2 separate regions of the Homo sapiens genome follow, and region 1 is linked to region 2. The links are chromatin loops, found by intact Hi-C in ENCODE. Cell type or tissue: ovary. All regions are shown on one strand.

What was found. Peaks named below come from ENCODE experiments on the same cell type or tissue, not always from the same donor. Only the 100,000 strongest peaks of a DNase experiment are listed, where the experiment ranks them.
Region 1: it touches region 2 in a loop (3-fold over the local background); 88 of 110 quality-filtered maps call a loop at or near these places.

Annotation. Positions count from the first base shown.
Region 1 is chr1:172,813,514-172,821,513 of GRCh38, reverse strand. LOC107985225 (a long non-coding RNA gene) reads left to right here and starts at 3,817. Exons shown (of 3, transcript XR_001738297.2): 1 at 3,817-3,961; 2 at 4,167-4,300; 3 at 5,386-5,956. RefSeq lists an enhancer at 1,987-2,436. In ovary, no CTCF peak of the experiment used is centred here; a DNase peak (open chromatin) is centred at 3,048.
Region 2 is chr1:173,210,792-173,218,791 of GRCh38, reverse strand. It overlaps a transcript of TNFSF4 not described here. Among named protein-coding and RNA genes, the nearest start is that of TNFSF4, 7.5 kb to the right of the region's middle. In ovary, no CTCF peak of the experiment used is centred here; no DNase peak of the experiment used is centred here.

The DNA of each region.
Region 1 (8,000 bases), 400 kb after region 2:
CTGTTTAGAGATTCATACAAGAGTGGTGATCTATAAACCTTAGTTGTTACAGGAAAGTAAAGATTTTTTTTAAAAGTAAAGGCGTTCAGATCACACCTGGTCTAGCCTATGTGCTCATGGCTCAAAGTAACACTAAAGACTCAGGTAACACTCTGGAAAACGTAATAGCACAAACACCACCTCTCTGGGGCCCTTCTAAAAGTGAGTAACATGAAGAAGTCAGAGGCCTTCTCCCCCTTATTGCACGGACCACACAGCTCTGCCATCTAGTTGTGACAGGAATTAGATTTTTGTGAGCAAGTAGGAATCATTTCTTGAAAACTCCCAAGTGTAGTTAAGTGGCAAGGATAGTGGAGAAAAATTATCAAGGATTGGGCTCTCAAATCAGATTAAGTCAAACCCAGACTCTAAAACCTACTATCACCTTAGACAATTTTCATAACTTAAGAGAAATTGTTTTCTTTATATGTAAAATAAGTGTTTTTATGGTCACAATTTTTTTGTTATTGCTCAATAAATGACATTCACCAGTTTGCTGAACAAATACTTACTGAGCATGCATTATGTGTTAGGCACTGAATTGGAATTTAGAATGCATCAGTTTAAAAAAATGTATATTTCTGTCTTTATGGACCTCGTATTCTAAAGGGGTTATAAATAAAAAATAAAAAAAATAAACAGAGTAAGTAAATATGCAATATGTTAGAAAGTAAGCCCTATGGAGTGGAGGAGAGCATGGCGAGAGAGATGAGGAGTTTCAGGGAGGTGCAGTTTGCAATTTTAAATAACTTGATTAAAATAGACTTTGTTGAGAAGAAAACAATTCAGCAGAGGCTTAAAGGATGAGGGATTACAAGCCATAATGCAAATAAATGCTTTTACTACACATGACTCATGACAAAGTAGGTGCTCAATTACAAAGTATTGATGAGGGGGAGGAAGAGGAGAATGAAGAGAATTTGCGAGTGTTCAAAGTCCCAAAATAGCAGATGAGTGGGGTAATGGGCTATAAAATTTCGGCTCATCTGAGGAGCATGATACTTTCTCATAATAGTAACTATCATTTATTAAGCATTTCCTATATGCTAAGCATACTGATAATTTCTAAAATATTCTGTCACATCTAATTCTTGCAAATAACCCTGTGAGGTCAAACTGAGGCAGAGAGAGATAAGTAATTTGCTCAAGGGACACGCACCTGCCAGTAAATTAAAGACAGCAAGAATTTTGAACACATGTGTCTGAGGCTGAAGCTCTTAGCCACTAATGTTGCTCTGCCTCTCAGATTTGTTCTCAGACCCAATGAGACTAGTGGAAGTGTGGGTCACATGGAGGGGACAGAGGAATGGAGTAACAGGGCCAGGACTATATAGTTCCTTTGTCTGTATTCAATCATGTTGCCTTGCTAAGCTAGCCTAACCTAAATATTATACGAATTAGACAGAAGGTCTTCTAGACAGTAAGCCTCCATGAATAGAAGATAAAAAGCCATTATACAATCACCTCCTAGGGTTTCTACAAATAATAGATTAGATCTTCTTCAAGCTAGACAGGCTTTCCCAAAGCATGTTCCTTAGCACCCCAGACTCAAGAGATGCTACACAATAAAATAAAAGTCGGTGATCCTAGAGGCGTGAGAGGCCTTACGTCTGCAGCACCCACGCAGTGCCTGGCATATAAGAGGACTGAATAATGCATATGTGTTGACTGACTCCCAAGGAAAACTGTGCAACTTTGTCTAACCCAGTGTCCCGCATACACAGCTCAATGCAAAAGCCTTCTGTCCCCTGACCTAGCCTACCATAGGGAAAGTGGCTCTGTGGTACTGAGGCATGCCACTGCACATGGGGAGGAAAGGGATAGTTCATCCAAGATCCACCTCAATCTAGAGAAAACGTTTAGTTTAAACTTAAGCGCAAATCAAAGTTCAGATAGAAAGCTCTCTTATGCATTAAAATGTTGGGGGTAAAATGTGAAGGCCTTGAAATACGAGAAAACAAAACTGAGAAATTTTACCCTGTGCCTTGGTTTCACAGGGTAATAGGCAGAAACTGAAACCAACAGACATTTCTGTTGACAAGTTCATCTTCTCAAGCCCTACAGCCCAGGAAGATTGTCATATTATTTAAAATAAGCAAGAGACTCCTCACCACAAAGCTAAAGGGCAAAGCAAATCTGTCACACTCCTCAAGGGACACACAGCTAGAAGGGCTCACCTAAATGCAGAAATGCTGAAAAGAAAGGGGGAGGGAAAGCAAGATGCCTCCTCCTCCACTTTCTCTGACTGAGGCTCTGAAGTCTGCTCCTTGCTGCATGAGTGACAAGGACTCGGTCGGCTCTAAAACACCAAAAAATGGGGGAAGTGACACTGGGTGACATTCTCCATGAGAGAGATGAGTAATAGTCTCAAAAAGTGCATGGTCTACTACCCCTACAGACTTTAGCATGACACCTCCCCCACCGAAACAGTGAGCCAGCAACAAATAGCAAATGTCACAGAAAACAAATCTCTTACAGTTGGGTCCCTCCCCAGCTGAGGTTTCAGAGGAGGGAGGCCAGCCAAGAATACAGAAGTGGTGAAAAGTCTGGCCATGTAAACCCCTTGGGTGCTTTTATACACAGGCGCTATAACTGAGCATCCCTAAGTGCCAAGGCCTACGTTAAGTTTCTTTTTAAAATACTCTATCTTATTTAAATAAATGTAGAGGGCAGTCACAATCAGCTTAGTTAATGATGCAAACACTGGAAACCAAAGGGGGTCAAAGAAGAGATGTACATTATACACACATATGAACACACACACACACACACACACACACACACACACACACACACACCCCTTCCGCCATTCCTGGTCTATTATTTTATAAATGAAGAACTTCAGAGCAAGTAGTGCATTCAAGCAAGCCTGCCTTGTCTGAGTACCAGTAGAAAAGGGATGTTTATGTGCTGATGACAGATGAATGATTAGGGCTCTTCTAGCTTGATTTTCAGGTCCCGAGATGGTGCCACTTCCTTATTTCCCCTTCTGCTGCTGCTCCGAGTCACTGCAGAGCTCTGGTCACGTGCACACTAAGTGAGGACACCTCAGCCAAACATTGGGCCCTAGGGACAGCAAAGTTGTAGCTACTGACTATTATAAAAGGCTATATTTCTTAATGATTAAGTAGAAGAATAAAAGAGATTAATAAGGGGGAGAAAAAGACTATTACTTCTATCTAATAGTTACTCAGTAAATGGTATTGAAAATTCATAGCACATTGATACAATACTGACTCTGGAGGGAAAATACAAAGCAGGCTTCCAAAGTATCCAAAATAAGGTAATTTTCATTTTCATTTCATATCTAGCAGAATCTGATATTTGCCAGGTCAGGGGTCTTTTCACTCAGGCCTTATTATGATATGGGATTAATAATGCTATCCCTGGGATAATCCTTCCACTTTCACCACCATCAAAAACACCACAATCCTCTGCTTGTCCCCAAACTGTCTGACTACACCAGCAAATAGACATGGCTAGAGGAAAACAAAACATTCTATTTTCATGTTGTTCAGGTGCCTGGAGTACATATCTGGCACATAGTAAATTAAATATCTGTTAACAAGTATTTGTTGTTAAGTTGTTCATTTGTTTTATAAAGACAGGTTCTTGTGAGCAAGAACTGTCACCCATACTGGAATGCAGTGATGCGATCACAGCTCATTGTAACCTTGAACTCCTTTGCTCAAATGATCCTTTTGCCTCAGCATCCTGGATAGCTAGGACTATAGGTGAGCACCACCATGCCCAGCTAATGCTTTTTATCTTTTGCAGAATCAAAGGTCCTTGTATGTTAGGCTGGTCTCAAACTCCTGGCCTCAAGCGATCCTCCTACCTTGGCGTTCTAAAGGGATTACTGGTATAAGCTACTGCACCTGGCCTATTTGTTGTTAAATGAAAACATAGTCTTCCTTAGGAGGTAAGATGAGTGACAAATTACTTGAAAACTTGGTCAGGTGTTTCATATTTATGTAAATTGGTGAGATTAAAGGATGGGACCCATGAATGAGCTTCGGGAGGGGGGTGTCCAAAGTTTTTTGTCTTGTTATTTTCTGTGTGTTTTTAATGAACTCCTCATGTGCTATGAATCAGAAATCTATAGGTTGTATATGTTTTTCTTACAGGATATTCTCTCCCACAAGTACCTTGATGTGCATGAGTGTTAGAATACTACTACATTGTAGAATGAGGTGGGAAGAAAGTGAGATCCTTTGATAAAACAGAAATCTTAAAGAACTGTAATAAGAATTGACATCAGGTACTCAGTCTCTCTCCCTCGATAGTTCTTTACCTCACTTTATAACCTAACAAGTGTGTGCTTTTAGCTTCATTAAACACAGTCCAAGAGTCAAAGGCAAAGCCTCATCACTTTGCCTTTCTTGTCATCCTAACCCAGTAACTCTTTTTTTCTCTCAAGCTGCACCCATTTCCATCATTTGACCTTCTATAATTCCCTCAACCATTCCTTCAAAGCTCAGTACTAATACCCTTTTCTCCCTTATTCCCACTTTTTTCAAAGTTCCCATCTTTTTCTCCTACCCTGAAAATTCCCCACCCCGTTTGTTCATCCCTCTTTATTTCATGCACTTATTCTTACTCACCCGATTTGACCTTTGTATTTGCTTTTCTTGTGGGGTTACCCATATTTTTTACTTTCTCTTTTCCATTTTTGTCACACCTCCTGCCAAAAAACAAACAAACAAACAAACAAACAAACAAAAAACCTTTTCTCCTAGAATCCCACTTCCTTGCTCTTCTCTCTAGGTTATTCTTACCTTTCTGCTCCTCTTGAATTATATAAAGCTTGACTTCTACATTCTTACTTAGAAAGAAAATGTAATGATTCTTAAATGTCTATTACTTGTGTCCTTGGATTTTACCCCAGAACTTTTTCAGCTTCATCTAGAGTTTTTATAGATCAATATTGGCATATAACAGGACCTCCTTGTTTCAAGCTTCTTCCCCTCACATATTCACTATAGTAAAGGAAACCACATAAGCTTTAGCAAATTGGAAGGGACAAAGCTGACAAAACCATAGAACACTCAACTTGCTCTTCTTCTTCTTATTTCCTCCTTCTGTATAACTTCTCTCTGGCAAATTGTGTCGTATTATATCAACTTGCATATGATTGATTCTCATATTATTTTTGATTATAAATAGTCACATATTAGTGACTATTATAAAAGGCGATATTTCTTAATGATTAAGTAGAAGAAAAAAGAGATTAATAAGGGGGAGAAAAAACTATTACTTCTATCTAATAGTTAGTAAATGGTATTGAAAATTCTTAGGACATATATATTCTTTATGTCCTTTTGTTTCTCTCTCCTCTCCTTCTAGGACTCCCATGGTACATATATTGGTATGTGAAAAAATAATGGCAGAAAATGTCCCAAACTGATGAAAATCTTAATCTACACATCAAAAAAGCTCAACAACTCCAAGTAGAATAAGCTGAAAGAGGTACACACCTACACATGTATTAGTCAAACTGTCAAAGATAAAAATGAATCCCAAAAGCAGCCAGCAAAAATGATTCATCACATACAAGGGATCTGCAATGAAATGAACAGCTGACATATGATCTGAAACTAAGAAGGCCAAAAAAGTTGGATGACATATTTAAAGTGCTAAAAGAAAAAGAATCTCACACAAAAATTCTATATTGAGCAAAATTTTCTTTCAGAAGTGAAGGGGAGTTTAAGACATTCTCAGATAAACAAAAACTGAGAAAATTTACTGCTAGCAGATCTCCCTCACAAGAAATAGTATAGGGAATTCTTCAGGCAAAATTAAACAACACTAGAGAGTAACTTGAATCCACACAAAGAAATAAAGAGCATAAGTAAAGTTAAGTACATGGTGAAATTGAGTTTGATATTGTCCAGTCTGAGGAACAAAAAGAAAAAAAAGCGTGAAGAAAAATAAACAGTTTAAGAGTCCTAGGGATCTGGTGAGAGGTAATTGAATCATGGGGTAGTTCTTCCATGCTATTGTCATGACAGTGATTAAGTTCTCATGAGATCTGATGGTTTTATAAGGGCTTCTCCCTTCACTCAGCTTTCATACTTCTCCATGCTGCCGCCATGTGAAGAAGGATGTGTTTGCTTTCCCTTCCACCATGATTGTAAGTTCCCTGAGGCCTCCCCAGCCATGTTGAACTGTGAGTCAATTAAACCTCTTTCCTTTACAAATTTCCCAGTCTCAGGTATGTCTTAACTAGCAGTGTTAGAACAGACTAATACAGTAAATTGGTACCACAGAGAGTGGGGTGCTGCTGTAAAGAAACCCAAAAATGTGGAAGTGACTTTGGATCTGGGCAGAGGTTGAAACAGTTTGGAGGCTCAGAAGCAGAAAGAAAAATGTGAAAATGTTTGGAGCTCCCTAGACTTGTTGAATGGCTTTGACCAAAATACTGATAGTGATATGGACAATAAAATGCAGGCTGAAGTGCTCTCAGATGGAGATGAGGAACTTTTTAGGAATGGGAATAAAGGTCACTCTTGCTAGGCAAAGAGACCGGCAGCATCTTTTGGTTCTGCCCTAGAGATCTGTGAAACGTTGAACTTGAGAGAGATGACTTAGAGTATCTGGTGAAAGAAATTCCTAAGTGGCAAAGCATTTAAGAGGATGCAGAGCATAAAAATTTGGAAAATTTGCAGCCTGATGATGTGATAGAAAAGAAAACCTCATTTTCTGGGGAGAAATTCAAGCCAGTAGTGGAAATTTGCATAATCACCAAGACAATGGGGAAAATGTCTCCAGAGCATATAAGAGACACAGCAGCCCCTCCCATCACAGGCCCGGAGGCCTAGGAGGGAAAAATGGTTTCATGGGCTGGGCCCCGGGCCCCCTTGCTCAATGCAGCCTCAGGACATGGTGCCCTGCACCCCAGCTGCTTCAGCTCTAGCTGTGGCTAAAAGGGGACAATGTACAGCTCAGGCCATTGTTTCAGAGGGCTCAAGCCCCAAGCCTTGGCACCTTATACATAGTGTTGGGCCTGTGGGTGCATAGAAGTCAAGAATTGAGGTTTGGGAACCTCTGCCTAGATTTCAGAGGATGTATGGAAATACTTGAATGTTTAGGCAGAAGTTTGCTGCAGAAGCAGAGCCCTCATGGAGAACTTTTGCTAGGGTAATGCAGAAGGGAAATGTAGGGTTAGAGCCCCCACAGAGACCCCACGGTGACACTGCCTGATGGAGCTGTGAGAAGAAGGCCACCATCCTCCAGACCACAGAATGGTAGATCCACTAACAGCTCACACCATGCACCTGGAAAAGCCACAGAAACTCAATGCCAGCCCAGGAAAGCAGCCTGGAAATGGGCTGTACCCTGAAAAGCCACAGGGGCAAAGCTGCCCAAGGCTGTGGGAGCCCACCTTGCATAAGTGTCCCCTGGATGTGAGACATAGAGTCAAAGGAGATCATTTTGGAACTTTAAGGTTTAATGACTGCCCTTTTGGATTTTGGATTTGCACAGGGGCTGTAGCCCCTTTGTTTTGGCCAATTTTTTTGAATGTGTGTATTTATGCAATGCCCTGTACCCCAATGTGTGTATTTACCCAATGCCTGTACCAAAACCAAGTAACTAACTTGCATTTGATTTTACAGGCTCCTAGATGGAAGGGATTTGCCTTGTCTCAGATGAGACTTTGGACTTGACCTTTTGAGTTAATGCTGGAATGAGTTAAGGCTTTGAGGGACTGTTGGAAAGATATGACGGTGTTTTGAAATGTGAGGACATGAGATCTGGGAGGGACCAGGAATGGAATAATATGGTTTGGATGTGTACTCACCCAAATCTCATCTTGAATTATAGTTCCCATAATCTCTGTATGTCATGGGAGGGCCCCAGTGGGAGGTAATCAAATCATGGGGTCAATTTCCCCCATACTATTCTCGTGATAGTGAGTAAGTTCTCATGAGATCTGATGGCTTTATAAGGGGCTCCCCCTT
Region 2 (8,000 bases):
ATACAAGTAATAAAAGAAAATGAATACACTTTTCTGTCTTTTATTTTTCTAAGCAGTAACTAAGAGATCAATGAAAAAAAAATTTATATATATTTGCTAAGTTGGCAATAACCAAATGCCACATTTTACACATTATAGAGGAGCTTCGATGTAATGTAAGGGTTAGAAGTAGGGAATTTTTTTTTTTTAAATTTTAGGGGAATTTTGTTCCTCATATCTGGGGCAGGGATGGAAGACTGGGTCATAGTAACTGAAGAGAGAGTGTGAAAGGAGAGGGGGCTTCTGAGTATAAGGAGTCTTGGGAATTTTTTCATTGATGGGCACTGAGTTGGCTTTCCCACTGCCATCTGAAAGCTGTGAGGAAGTGGGCGGTGGCCCTTGAAATGGTGTACTGAGCTCTTGGGTGCTGAGACTAGTCATTTCTAGTACCCGTGGAGGGGACCTAACCCACAGCACATAGGAACAAGCAAATAGAGAGGTCAGTCTGGAATATCAAAGTGATTAGATCATGGGAGGGACCTGAAGATTCAGGAAGAACAACAGTTCAGAGAGAGAACAGCTGACAGAGGTGACAAGCATCAGCCTGGACCAATTTGTGGAGCATATGAGTGCTCCCTGGTATTCCTAGAAATACCTGGGGAACCACACTGAGAGGTGTGACGGCATCATCCTACCATGTGTGTTAGGGTCTATCTAGCCCAGCACTGTCCAATACAAATATCACAAGGTAATTCAAAAATTTCAGCTGGGAATGGTGGTTCACGCCTATAATCCCAACACTTTGGCAGGCTGAGGCGGGAGGATTGCTTGAGGTCAGGAGTTCAAGATCAGCCTGGGCAACATAGGGAGACCCTGTCCCTACAAAGAATAAAAAAAATTAGCTGTACATGGTGGCACGTTCCTGTGTCCCAGCTACTCAGGAGGCTGAGGTGGGAGGACGCTTAAGCCCAGGAGTTCAAGGCTGCAGTGAGTCGTGATTATGCCACTCCAGCCTGGGCAACAGAGTGAGACCTTGTCTCAGAAAATTTTGTTTTGTAGCAGTCATATCAAAAAAATTGAAAGAAACAGATAAAATTAATTGTAATAGTGTTTTATTTACCATAATAGATCCAAAATATTATCATTTAGATATGTGGCACTAGCCTAGTCATTTGCTGGTAAAGCAGCTCTCTGAAAAAATTTATAATGTTTACCAATTTCCATGGTATAAATACTCTCATCATGGTCAATTTTAAGCTACAATAGTGATAACTAACAATTATTGAATGCTAATATGTATCAGGCACGGTAGAAGGTGTGTGCCTTCTACCTATATTTATTTATCTATCATTTGTGGATGACTAAATGAAAGATAGGAGCTAAATAACTTGCTCAATTAGAAATAGTAATGCTTTTACTTGCATACAGATCTGACTTTTGCCCAGAGTGTCAAAAATAAAATCAAGGTAGGATCAGAGAACAGTGGGGAGCTGAAGGGGCAGAAGGAAAGAAGGAACTCTGAATAAAACTTCACCCCACAATCCAGTCTATTCTGTTCATGTGTTGAGCACAGCTATGGATTAGTGCTGGAATAAGCAGGGGAATATGAAGATGAATGGGTCTTGGAGTTTCTCCACCCAGGGGAGACAAGCACATACATGCATAACCCTGACACAGGGCAGACTATGGTCTGTGCTAAGAGAAGAGTGTAATTATTCTTCCCCAAACTGAGTCCGGAGCAGACGGGAGGTGGTGTGGTAAGAAACAGGGTTGAACACTGGGGAGAGGGATTTTTGGGACCTGGAGCTTGGGCAATTCCTATAAGGACATCCTTTGGGACTTCTGGGTCAGTGATGAAGCAGAAAGTTGAGATCTCTTCCAAATATAACCAGGGCGAATTTGAGCCAACATAGGAAGAATAAGGGTAAGAACAGCAGAAAACACCAGGGAACATGGCAGACAGTAGGAAGGAAAGGTCTACAGTAATTCCCTGAGCCAATTTGTAGAAAGCTGAAGAGGTTTTTGTTTGTTTGTTTGTTTTTCATGTGTGTGTTTGTGTATGTGTGAGATTTGCAGAAAGGACATACCCCAAAGACTTCTGAGCACAGCTTAAGGAGGCAGAAAGGGGTGAACAAACTGTATACAGTGGTAATGAGTGTGGAGATAGGGAATACTACCTCCAAAAAGAGAGAGAGAGAAAATCATGGCTCATTGCTATACTTCTCTCCATCCACCCTCAGTCTCTGATCATAAGGAACCATTCATTTGGTTCTTTATGTGGCAGGGCACTATTTTGAAATTAATAATTTATTTTTTTCCCTGGCTATTTCCTTTTATTTCCTGGCCCCATTTAGTTAGCTTGCCTATGTTCATTACCTTTGGGGGAAGGAATGTGGTGGCACAAAGCAGAAAAAAAGATTCTCTTGACTTTAGAGTTTCAAAAGCTCTGTCCCAAAGGGGAGCAGAAAATGTTCGATGAGTAAGTGGAAAGCTTTCTGGCCCCCTGATGGTGTAAAGATCCCTGGGCTGGAGAAAGAAGGGAATTAAGGGGATGAATTGGGTGCATAGATGAGGGTAGATGCCCATGTAAGGGGATTCCTACCCTGCTGATGCCTAGGGTGGGGATGGGGCTCAGCCAAAACTCATGTATGTTTTAAGATGTAAGATGTTGTTATGGAAGGAAGTTTCTAGTGTCTTGTCAGGGATCTGCGCTTAGTCTTCTGAGTCTTTATGAACTCACTCTTTCTGTTAATAATTTAACTAAGTGCTTTTCAAATTTCATGTGGATGCAAATCTTTTTAAAATCTGGATTTTGATTTGATAGGTCTGGGGTGGGGCCTGGGATTCTGCTTTTCTAACAAGCTCCTGAGTGACGTGGATGCAGCCATTTGTGGACACAGACCACAGACCACACTTATCGCAATTATTGTGCACCTTCTATTTGTAAGACAGTGCTAATGGGTGTAAACATTGTCCCATGTAAACCCTATAGCAACCCCAAGAGGTAAATCCCATTGAGGATTTGAGGCAATTTTAAAACTAGAGCTTACTGGGGTTCAGTGTCTCATGCTATGATTGGGATAAAGATGTTGATGATTGCTGATTGCACCTGAAGAAAGCTTTAAGAGATGTTTAATGCAACATATGTCAGTGAAACAATAAACACTAAAAAGGCTTACAGGTTTTTTGTTTGTTTGTTTTGCAACACCATAACATTTGCATAGGCCTACTCTGTCTAGACATGCTGCTTAGTGTATTACGTAGACTATTTTATTCTAGCTCCAAAATAGGAAAGACATTTAAGAATATTCTTATAAGGACATCGAAGGTAACAGGATAAAATTCTTGTTATCATAGAGAATGATAGGTAAAATTCTTGTTACCACAGAGGATAAAATTCATGTTATCACAGAAGAAGTTAGAGAAACTTCAAGAAGCAATGCTCTTTTGGTACAATTTTATAATTTCCAGCCATCTTAGTCTGCTTGGGCTGCCATAAGACACCCATAATGTGGGTGCTTAAACAACAATAATTTATTTTCTCACAGTTCTGGAGGCTGGAACTCTGGATCAGTGTGCCAACATGGTTGGGTTCTGGTGAGGGTTCTTTTCTTGGCTTGCAGACGGCCACCTTCTTGCTGTGTCCTCACTTGGTGGAGAGAGAGATGGCTCAAGGTCTCTGGTGTCTTTTCTTCTAAAGGCCCTAAATTCCATCAGACCAGGGCCCTGCCCTCATGACTCGACTACTTTCCAAAGGCTCCATCTCCAAATACAATCACATTGGAGGTAGGGCTTCAACATATGAATTTGGGGTCGGGGGTTGCAGGAACACAAACATTCAGGCCATAACACCAGCAATTGAGTGGTCTGGTACAGTTAAACAAGCAGGCAAACCCAGATGATCTTGGTTTAACTCCCAATGCTGTTGTGCTTAGGTTACCCTGAGATTCTGGTTCCTTGTGTTAAAGATGTGTTAGTAATAACCAGGCAGAGTGTTCGCAGGAGGATTGAATGAAAGAAAGCTTTTGTGCCTGACACAGAGAAAGCACACAATAAATGGAAGATGTACTCCCATTCATCAATAATCTGAAAAGAAAAGATCTAATTTAAGTTTGTTCAACCCGTGGCCTGTGGTCCACATGTGGCCCAGGACGGCTTTCAGTGCAGCCCAACACAAACTTATAAACTTTCTTAAAACATTATGAGACATTTTTGCAATTCTTTTTTTTAGCTCATTAGCTATCATTAGTGTTATTGTATTGTATGGTAGCCCAAGATAATTCTTCTTCTTCCAGTGTTGCCAGAGAAGCCAAAAGATTGAACACCCTTGATCGAATTGACAGGAAGAAGTTATTTTTTTCTTACTGGATTAGTAGCTGTGTGCATTTGGTGTATTAATATCTGCTTAGATAAACTTTACTGGGCATCTAGGCCAGATGCAGAACTTATATTTCATTTAAAAAGATCAGTAGTATCACACACAGTTTAAGAACAGGCTCCAGAGTAAACAAAGCTGGATTCGGATACCAGCTCTGCCATGTACTAAGTGTGTGACCTTGGCCAAGTTAGTTCATCTCTCTAAGCCTCAGTTCGTCTCAACTGTAAAATGGGGAGAAAATAGTACCCGCTTCATAGGGTGGTTGCTGAGGAGTGGAGAGGTGTTTCAGACAGGACAATAAACATATGCAAAAACTCAGAGAGTGAATATTGTATTGCCTCATTCCTAATCAATTATGAGCATGGATGTATCCACATCAGGGTTTCTCCACCTCAGCACTCTTGACATTTTAGGCTGATAGTCCTTTGTTGTTGATGGCGGTGAGGTATTGTCTGAGTGGAATGTTTATTAACATCTCCAGCCTCTATCCACTAGATACTAGTGGCACCCTACCCCCAATCCAGATAAACAAAAATGTCTCTAAATATTTTCAAATGACCCCTAGGGGGCAAATCTACCCTTAGTTGAGAAACATAGGTTTATGCTAATTCTAATTTATACTCAGTTGGATTTATTCTGAAAAGAAGAGGGGATTAATGTCTCATATATTCAGTATAGATTTCCTTTTGGAATGATTTCTATTTAAAGAAAATTATCTTTTGAAGATGAATTAAGTTTATCTTGATTGTGTTGGTGGTTTTGTGAGTGTATACAATTGTGAAAGCTCATCTAATTGTACACTTTAAATAATGCAATTTATTGTCTAAAATTATATTTTAATAAAGTTGATTTTTTTGAAAAAGAAAATTGCTTATATCCTATTGTGAGTTGAAAAATGTACTTATAGATTTTTACATGTTCTTGTCGTTGCACACATATTTTAAATACGCAATTTAAAATGTAATTTTTTGTGTGTCAAAAGTCTGTCTAGATATTTGCTTTCTATAATGGTGTGGCACATCATGGGTACAGTTCCATTCAGAGAAAAATTTCAGTAGCTGTTTTGTGCCACTAAGTTTTAGAATCTGTCATCATGCCCTAAAATAACTGCCAGTGGTCAAGATTTAAAAAAAAACAAAACTAAGCAACATGAAGAATGAAAGGGAAAATTGGCATCAGAACAAAAGGGGTTGACAAGTGAGAGACTAGTGAGTCTGAAACCCAAATGGAATATCATCACAGGAGTTCACATTTGTATTTGAACTAATGGTGTGCATCCGGTTTCAATGAAAAGTGTACATTTCAGGTTTGCTAATCTTTCACCTCTAAGATCAAAGTCCAGCTACCAGGAGACTTCTGTATTTAATAGTGCTGTTTTCAGTATTGTTTAGACTCTCATTATTTCTGGTCCTGTGAACAGTGTGTTTCAGCTCTATTGCAGGCAAATTCAATTTGGCCCTCTGAGAGTACAATATAGGACTCCTAACCTCAGGAACTTGCAGCATCATGGGGGAGACTGAAATAGATTTATTTATTTATGTATATTTTTGAAATTTTATTTTTATTTTATTTTTTATTTAAAAAAGTTTTAAATTAATTAAAAAATTGTGAATACATAGTAGGTATATGTATTTATGGGGTATGTAAGATATTTTGATACAGGCATGTAATGTGAAATAAGTCCATCATGGAGAATGGGATATCCATCCCCTCAAGCATTTATCCTTTGAGTTACAAGCAATCCAATTACATTCTTTAACTTATTTAAAAATATACAATTAAGTTATTATTGACTATAGTCACCCTATTGTGCTACCAAATAGTAGGTCTTTTGATTCTTTCTTTTTTTTTTTTTTGTACCCACTAACCATCCCCACCTCCTCCCTCCTCCCCGTGAAATAGATTTAAAGAATTACAAGATGAAACAGAGCATAATAAATGCTCTCAACACAGAGGTGAAAACAGCTGCATTCTTCTGGGAAATCCGGGTGAGGCTTCCTATCATAGAAAGTAATGGTGAAAGAGACCTTCAGTGGTTGTTTAGGGAGATTCACAAGTCTGGCTCTTATGGACTATTTTAGAAATATGGCTTCAAAAGGCATCACTCCAAACCTACTGCTATGGTTTCGATGTTTGTCCCCTCCAAGCCTTATGTTGAAATTTGAGCTCCAGTGTTGGAAGTGGGGCCTAATGGGAAGTGTTTGGGTCATGAAAGCAGGTCTCTCATGAATAGATTAATGCCCTCCTTTTGGGGTGAGTGAGTTCTCACTGTATTTGTTCCTGCAAGAGCTGGTTGTTAAAGAGAGCCTGGCACCTCTCTCTTGTATCTTGCTTTCTCTCTTACCATGTGATATCTCCACACTCTAGCTCTCTTTTACCTTCCACTATGAGTAGAAGCACCATGAGGCCCTCACAAGATGCAAATGTTCAACCTTGAATGTTGCAGCCGTCAGAATTGTGAGCCAAATAAACCTTTTTTTCCTTACAAGTTACCCAGCCTTGTGTATTCCTTTACAGCAACACAAAATAGACTAAGACACCCAAGGAATCAGAATTTCTAGAGTGAAGGTATTAGGAGTCAGAATCATTAAAAAGTTCTCCTAGTGATTCAGATGATAAACTAGGCTTTGGGAGCCACTGATCCTATCAACAATCTACTCAATGCTAGAATTCTCTGAACAGAATTTCTTCAAGGTTTTGTTTAGTACTTCTAGAACACAGCAAGCTCACTACCTCACAGGACAGCCCTTCATGGGGAATGTGTAACGTGTAGGGTTTTGATAGTCAGAGGTGGAGGGTAAGGGTGTTTGAGGCAGAGTGAATATTAGAAATAATCAGAAAATAGAGGGAGATAAGTTTGGAAGGAAAACTTGGAACTCCTGCAGGAGGAAACCTGTGCCAGGATGAAGGGCTTGGAGAGCTGACTGCAGGAGCTCAAGTGAGGAGTAATAAGAGTTTGGATTAGAAGCAATAGGAATGGCAAAGAGGAGGAAAGAAAAAACTGCATTGCAGGGCTAGCCTACAAAGCTTGATGACTGGGAACGAGGATGATTCAAAGTTGATTCTTGGATTTTGAGGTCCTGGAGTACAAAAACATTAACCAGGACAGTGACATTAGGATCAGGAATAGGTTGAAAAGGCAGATTACAAATCAGATTTTGACATTTGAAAATGCATTTGTTTCTGTCACCTCCGACATCACTCTATCACTTGTCCCAGGGCAGAGTTTATCTATGACTCCCTGTGTATGCTCAGAGATTGGCACTGAGTACACTCTCAGAATGTCTGGTGAATGAAGAGCCACTGTAAGTGTCTTCTCCATTTGTGTCCTCCCTGCTTTAGTTTAGGACCTTATTTCTCACTTGAATCATTGCAGACTCAAGGTCCCTAGCTTATACCACTGTCTTTGTGTGTTTTAGAACAAGGCACCCCCTGCGGGTTTATAAATTAGAAAAAGAGCCTGCATTTAAATGAGTACAGCCCTTTGTTCAGGGCTTAGGAAGCAAAGTTCACCTTTGTGGGATGATAAACATATCCCTTCCTGCAGGAGGAAACTTCCTGTACCAGGATGGAGGGCTTAGAGAGCTGACTGCAGAGGTGGAATTTTAGATCTCACTCATTCCCTCAGCTGGCACAGAGCACC